2 separate regions of the Mus musculus genome follow, and region 2 is linked to region 1. Evidence: chromatin loops called from intact Hi-C (ENCODE). Cell type or tissue: heart. All regions are shown on one strand.

Region 1 (4,000 bases):
AAGTTGAAGCAAGAAAGCACTAATAGCAATCATCTATGAGTCAGTATTTTACTTTAACACATTACAATGCTATAAATAGGGCTGGAGAGCTGGCTCTGCTGTTAAAGGCTAGGCTCACAACCAAATATAGACTGCTACACACAGGTTACAAGTGATGAATTTTAAGATCAGAAAATGTAATCGACATCTATATCTCTAAAAGTGGCAATGAAAGCACAATGCTCCGACAGTATTTATGAGTAATACAAAATAAGCTAGATTACAGTTACTATCAGTTCCTAGTATGGCACTGACATGAGATGTGGCTCATAGACAGAGGGTAGTGGGCTTTTTTGCCTGGCAGGCAAATTTCATGCTTGTGCACACACAAATGCCAGGATAAGGCAGACACACTTCAACATCAGGTCCAGTCAGTGAAGGGTACGAAGAAGGTAGAATCTATTTCCTTAGATGCTAAGGACACTGTACTTGATAAGAGGGTAGGGAAAGACATGAGTTATACTTTAGGACAGCTGGACAGTGGTAGCACACACCTTTTATCCCAGTACTTAGGAGGCAGAGGCAGGTGGAACTCTTGAGTTCAAAGACAGCCTCGTCTACAGAGTGAGTTCTAGTATAGCCAGGGCCACACAGAAAAACCCTGTCTCAAAGAACATTAATTTCTTTGCTATACAAGTATAGTAAGATTCTTAAATTATTGTTTACCTTTTAAGTACTTGGTAAAGAGTAAATAGCCATTTAACGGCTACAAGTTACTGAGCATTGCTTCTCAATAGAAGCAATGTGTTTAGAAAAAGTTAACATGGAAACTATTCAAGAAAAGTTAACTTTGGAGGAAAATACTGACATTTCGTTAAAATCTAATGATCTGCAACCCTGCTAGTTTCAATGGGTTCAGAGTTAATATGGGTCCTAGTTTGAGGAGGAAACATACATATGATAGCATGTTTTCCTTGTCTATTTTTTGAAATGCTTAGTATTAAGAGGCTGTTTACAAAAAAAATAAATAAAAAATAAAAAGTCGAAAGTCTCAGACTCAGGCTTTGTTTCTCTGATGCCATACTGAAAGGACATTGCCAGAGAGGGCATAAAGTCCTTTCTGGTCTAGCCCTATTTGCTCTGGTCCTGTGGGCACAGCTAGGATTCCCCAGGGACAGGAACAGTACAGCGAGTATCAAATTAGTACAAGATGGAGAAGAAAAGATAGATCCAAGGTCTGTCCTTTGCAGATACAGTGACATCAGACTCCCAGGCACAGCAACAAGAACGGTGGCTTCTGCAGAGGGTGCAGATATAACGCCCTGGGCTTATTAAATCTGCAGTGTCTATATGAACAGGGTGGGAAAGGCTGTGAAGAAGGCCATGCCTTCTCCACAGGCCAAGGTGACTCATGTGTGCCCTGGGGTGGGAAAACTATCTATCTACTTTAAGGTGACTCATGTGTGCCCCAGGGGTGGGAAAACTATCTATCTACCTTACTATCAGCCATCCTGACGCAGGCCTCTGGGCTGGCATCTTACAACACCAAGTACCAAGAAACCCTGGCAACTTTCACAATGCCTGGTTAGGAAAGTGTATCTAATCTCAGTTGTAGTATCAGTGTGATTATGGGAGGTATTTTTAATCGCCAGAGAGGAAGTAAAAAAGGCTTGTCTTACCTCAACCGGCAGCATACAGGCTTACTTGTTCTAAGCTAAAATATGTGGAAAGGCATGGGCTAAAATAAAAATGACAGCCTGGGGCCCTACTTAGGACCCACAGTCTATCAGCACAACCCAGTGACCCCAAGAAGAGGAAGCGGCCCAGTGTGGAAAGACCTACATGCTTCAGTCTCCACCTGGACAAGGCTGTGGGCCGGCTGCACGTCATTGATCTACATAGGATGGACATTCCCAGAGACCCTCCACTCTGGTGGGAGCTAAACTCTGTCAGCAGTCAAAGAAAGTAGGAAGGAAGAAAAGTTGAGGACTCCACTTTTTTCTTTCTTTTTTCTTTTTTTTTTAAAGGATTTTCAAAGCAACTCCTTCAAAGGCCTTTTTATATTTATTTTAAGGAGACATTTGAATTTAAGTGACACTGTCAATCATTTCTTTTTTCAAATATGACAATGCTTTTCTACCCCTACCTTTATCCTCACGACTTGATGGAAATGAGGGGGAAGTTATTTTCTTCACTCAGGGGGGGAATAAATCACAGAAAGAACAACTGGGTAAGGGCAAGCTATTTAAATGCTTTATTTTCTCCGTTCTTTTTAATTTGGCTGTTTTCTATTTACTTACTATTGTCATGGAGGTGCTATGATCAAATAAACTTTAAATAGAGAATATACAATTTTCCAAAGCCATCTCGACTTTAAAGAAAATCCCAGAGTAGCAGAAAGAATAACAAAGAGAAGAATATGCCTAACTTTAACCTCCTTTCCTCAGACTCCATTAAGCCAAGATGTAAATTACAATTCTACCTGCGATACCCTAAATATCAATCTTGGTGACACTATCCTGTGTCTATTTTAATATTTAATGTTTTAAAATGGGTCTAAGAATACCTAACATACGAGCATCCCACACATCCTACAGACTCTGAATTTTTTTTTAAATGTAAAATCAAAAAACGCAGAGCTATAAAAAACGCAGTATCCCCTTTACTCCCTTCTAGGGTAGTGATCTGGGGTCTCATCCAAGAGGCTGGGCTTCTGGGCAGTAAAGGTGTATGACAGAGAGAGAGGGTTGTCAGGTGGCCCCTGGAGAGAAGTCCATTATATCTGTGGGGGTCCTGACATCTGGGTAATCTAACCCTTGTTACTGAGTGAATCACCTGTGGTAGGAGGGAGGCGGCGTTGAATAGAGGCCTCTTACGAAAGCAATTAAGACCCTTTAGGAAACAGAGAAAATGGGCAATCAGGATCGCCCTCCCCAAGAGCACTTGCTGGGGCTCAATCAGTTCTGAGACAGCCAGCTCCCAGTCAGTGTGTGAGGTGTGTGGCGTTTGCTACTTAAAACACTCCAAAGAGATGCTGGGCTCAGCTCAACAGAGCTTTCAAATCTCTTCTGGGTCCATGTTCAAAACATCCAGAGCTGTCACCCAGAGTGTGTAATGTCCCTGAACACCTGGGGACCAGACAGAACCGCAGTGTTACTAGAGGATGAGAAGCAAGACGGAATCAGAGCTACTCTGCCCAGAAATAAAAATATGACCCTGAGCTTCCTATTACTCAACGGCCAACATGGCAGTGTTGCGAGCTCCCAAAAATTACTTCAGTGCCTCTTTGACTTGAACAATACGAAGAGACATAAACAGCCCAGGCTGCTCCAGAACAGCTGCTTGTCCAATGTGATCCTGAATTGACCCAGCTACAGCACTCAGCATGTCACATGGAATTTACATGCCTCGCCACGGCCTTGAGGGCAGCAAACACACATCTTAATTTTTTTCCTTTGTCCCCCTCGTACTCAGGACTGAACCTAGAGCCTAAGGCATGCTAACTGTACGAGTACCCTTTTACGGAGATACATCCTTTCTATGTTGCAACAGGGTCTTAGAAAGCTCCCGCAAGCTTGTTTTGACCTCCCTGTGTGGTCCCCAGCAGACCTCCAACTGGGATCTTCCTGCTTCAGCCTCTGGACAGCTGGGATTTCAGGCACAAACTGGTAGCGACTAAGACATTTGATTATGCTAGGTCTAAACACAAAGGGACGAACATTCTCCATTTTCGGGTATGTGAAAAGGAACAAAAGACGACCATCTCTGCTGACCACATCTCCACAATGTGATATGGTCTCTAGGGCCACGTGACACAATTTTTTTTTTTAAAGCCGCCGACCAGAAACCGAACGACGACGTCTAAAAGGGGAGGACAGTCAAACATGCATTCCAAAGCCCTGCCTAGACCTCAGCTTACTGAGGAAATTACACACCGAACCTCCAACTTACTGGAAGACATAATCAGGGCTGGGCACAAAACCCTGTGTTGGTTCAGTGCTATCGGCTGTAAGCCAGCTGT
Region 2 (4,000 bases), 74 kb before region 1:
ACACGCAATTGTAAGCAATTTTCATAGAAAGCAAGGACTAAGTAGACACCTATAGAGATGAAATTTGCCCAAGAACACAGAGAATGCTACCCTGTTCAGTTCTTTCAGGATTTCAAGGTACCACTTAAGAAGTCACTGAGTTCAAGCTCCAAATAGCATCCTTGGAATGCAGTCAATACACCCCTGAAGAGAGGTCTCACATGTCGGATATTAAATACAGAGAAAAGGACTCTACAGGTTGTAATCTAGGCAAGAGACCAGGGGATAACCATTTGTCAGCTAAATAAACCAGAAATAGCTTACTGGTATAGCATCGCATCTGTGGGTCAAAAAGAGTTCCCTTTATATAGAACCACAAAAGATCCTGTTATCACCCTTTAAAACAAAGTAGTATTTTTAATGTGAGTAGAGAAAATTAAGCCAATGTAGCAATAACTTGATTAGCCTACACAGTCAAGAATCAATTATTTAATATAAGCATTAAATAATACTTTTAAAAGCATCTGTAATTTATTCACTGGCCCTGGGGATATCTTTGGAATCAAAGACAGCTTAGCAGAGTTCTGAAGTTCTCACCAAATACTTGTGCATATTTTCAGAGCCTTGAAAGCCAACCGGCACTTTCTGCTTCAGGCTACACATTGACAGAATTCCAATGTGTCCTGCACAGGGTGACCTCTTGACCAATTCTTTCCTGCAAGTCTTCAGAACATTTATTTTGTGGAGAATGTGGTTAGACCCTGAAGCCACTAAAATGCCAGGACACACACACACACACACAGGGGGAGGGGGGAGGGAGGCAGACAGACAAACATATACACACACAGAGACACATACACATAGATACACACAGACACAGACACACAGACACACACACACACACACACACATACACACACACACAGAGACACACACCAAAAACTATGGTCTGAAAATGGTGTGCCAAAACTATTGCCTTCCCAGCAGAGAAGAAAGAATTGGCAGCATTAACATAAGAGGTATGGAAGAGTGAGTCTATGTGGAAAAAAATTCTGCAGAAGAGAGATCAGAAAGAAAAAAAAAGAAGCTGGGCACGTCTTTAATCCCACCTCTCAGGAGGCAGAGGCAGGCAGATCTCTGTGAGTTCTAGGCCAGCTTGAGCTACACAGAGAGACATTGTCTCAAAAATCAACCAAACAAACAAAAGAATGAAAAGAAAGCTAATCAAAATGGAGAAGAGAAACAGGCCAGCACTTTCTTGTTTGTGTAGTTTTAGGATGGAAGATCGGCTGTAGTGGTGCACATCTTTAAGTCCCTATATTCAGGGAGACAGAGACTAATGGATATCTGTAAGTTTAAAGCCAGCCTGGGCTACATTGTGAGTTTCATGCCTGTCTGAGCTATATAATGAGGCTCTATCTTAAGTTTCAGGACCAACTGTTCTTTTATGTTGAGAAATCAAATGAGGGAATGAGACAAATCCTATGTTGCTGCTGAATTCTCATCGTCCTGGATAGAAACTGAGCCCATAGTAAACCTCCCATACAAAAAGTTCTCTGTCCACATACAAGGTAAAGTGTATTGTACAGCATGACCCTTGTGGAGCGCCCGTGTTCTTAGGTTCCCCTGTCTTAGTCAAGAGCTCTGGAGAAACACCTCCCCGCAAACCTCTCAAGGAGTTCACTATGAAAAGAAAGAAAGGGAAAAAGAAACAAGGAAAGAAAGAGGAAGGAAGGAAAGAAGCAAGGAAGAAAGGAAGGAAAGACAAAAAGAATCAAAGATGAAACTATCCAACAAGATCCAAATAGACCCTGTTACTTAGACAGTGTCACCCAGAATTCCTGGCTTTGTACATTAGAATCATCACACATCTCCAGGTAGCAACTCAGTGCCTTCAGTTAAACCTAGTTTTATTCTCATCTTCCCAAAGACTCCCACACCCATTCTTTAGATTTCTATACGACTTATTCTTCTGTTATTATTGTGCTAAGATTCCGCTCATTCATGGGAATAAGAAGGAATATTCCATGAAGATTTGTACTGGAGAGAAAATGCAGCTGGCAGGCTGGCAGGAAACCTGGGTTCTATCCCCTTCCCTGTCATCGGCTTACAGTGTGACTCTGAATATGTCACACGGTCTCAAGAGCTCTGCTATGAAATGTGCCGAAACTGGACAAGGAGAGAGAGGGAGCCTGGGTTTGATAGTCTACAATTCTAAAGTAGCATATCCAAATGGTTTTCATCCCTTAGAATATTTTCTTTTTTATGTTTATTTACTTTTATTTTATATGTACTGGTGTTTTGCCTACATGTATATCTTTTTAAGGTTATCAGATCCTAGAGTTACAGACAATTGTGAGTTGCCATATGAGTGCTGGGAATTGAACCTGGGTCCTCTGGGAGAGTAATCCATTCTCCCAGCTGCTGAGCCATCTCTCCAGCTCCTAACGTATTCTTAAAGAATTTATTTAATGTGTATGTTCACACACCAAGTGCATGACTCGCACCCACAGAGGCCAGAAGAGAGTGTTGGAGTCCCTGGAACTAGAGTTACAGATAGTTGTGAGCCATCATGTGGGTGCTGGGACTCAAACCTAGATCCTCTGGAAGAGTACTCAGTACTCTTAACTGGTAAGTCATCTCGCTGGCCCCCAATACTTTTGTAATACTTCAACTTGGTCATTTCTCTAGCAAAATAAATGTTATATATTACTAAACTAAAAAACAAAACAAAACCAAAAACATAACATAAATATATAGAATAACTCATGTACATATCAAACCATATTTTCTTTGTACACACACACTGTATAGTGTCATTATAAATAAAGTCATTTTCAATCATTATATTTTAAAATTCAAATTTTTTCAAAGATAATTTAATTCTCATATTAAAAGAAAAAATAGAATTTTAAATTTTAATTATTTTCATGGGTATTTTCCAATATACTCTGTACCAAACTGTGACAGTTCTGACATAGCACACACATAATTGGGAAAATGCCCTGATGTGTGCATTTAGTCAAGGCACTGGCCACAAATGCTCTTGAGAACAAATACACTTTAAAATTTGTTAGAGGGATTAGAAGAATTCTGATAAGGCAAGGGCTAAGCGGCAAGGAAACAAACAAACAAACAAACAAACAAAAAAAACAAGTCTAGGGCACAGATAGCTAAGGGCCATCTAGTAACCAATGTGAAATTCATAAAGAGTGAGTTTTTATACACACTTTTATATATCCTCTCTCTCCATCCAGAGCTACAAGCTTTGGTTGCTTGTAAAGATGATTTAAATAGTTGCCAACATTGACATAAAGGTATCAAGTTACATCCTGCAAGTTGTATCTGGGAGTCTCAACGATGTCCCACGTGGTATTAAGTACCTCACATGAGACCCAGGATTACTTAACAATATCATGGGGTGTAGGCTAAAAGCATTAAGAAAAATAATTTCAAAACCCAGAAGGGTTTTTAGGAAATTTCAATATCAACCCCAAAACAAGAAGCAATGACTACAGAGAAAGATAATGGGAACATGATGGAGGATTTTTAAAAATGGCAAGAAAGTTAAGTTAGGCCTACTCATGCCTTAATCTCCTCTGAACCCCTGGCTGGTTTGACTTCAGCCCCTGCAGCTTGAGAGCTTTGAAGAAAGTTTGGAGATCCACTTCAAGAATATGTGTTTATTCCCCTCTCACAACTGGGAGTCCCCCACTACATCTTCCGATGTGGCATCAGGGACCATGTTGCCCCTAGACCAGAACAAACTAGAAAGAGCAAGAATGTACTTTGGGCAAGCAAGCCTTGGTGGTTGGCGGCTCAGCCTCCCAACACTTGTCTGTTTTGACTCAGAGGATAAATCTGACTCTTCCTCTCGCAGAGAAGGAAGGCATCACAGAGGGCTCACACAGCGCCATAGCTGCACCTCTCATTGGAGGTGGCGGATGGTTCGTTTCCTGCCACTGGTGGCTTCCCACAATGCACTCCAAGAACTCAGTCCCTCACTGTAGCGACAGTTTGC

The links. Hi-C counts contacts between places; a loop is a spot of excess contacts. Peaks named below come from ENCODE experiments on the same cell type or tissue, not always from the same donor. Only the 100,000 strongest peaks of a DNase experiment are listed, where the experiment ranks them.
Region 2: it touches region 1 in a loop (2.1-fold over the local background); 3 of 42 quality-filtered maps call a loop at or near these places.

Annotation. Positions count from the first base shown.
Region 1 is chr17:62,755,740-62,759,739 of GRCm38, forward strand. The region is part of intron 1 of Efna5 (ephrin A5); the gene reads right to left. Among named protein-coding and RNA genes, the nearest start is that of Gm52303, 21 kb to the right of the region's middle. In heart, no CTCF peak of the experiment used is centred here; no DNase peak of the experiment used is centred here; H3K27ac peaks cover 1,063 bases.
Region 2 is chr17:62,681,260-62,685,259 of GRCm38, forward strand. All of the region lies in intron 1 of Efna5 (ephrin A5), which reads right to left. Among named protein-coding and RNA genes, the nearest start is that of Gm52303, 95 kb to the right of the region's middle. In heart, no CTCF peak of the experiment used is centred here; a DNase peak (open chromatin) is centred at 2,102; H3K27ac peaks cover 755 bases.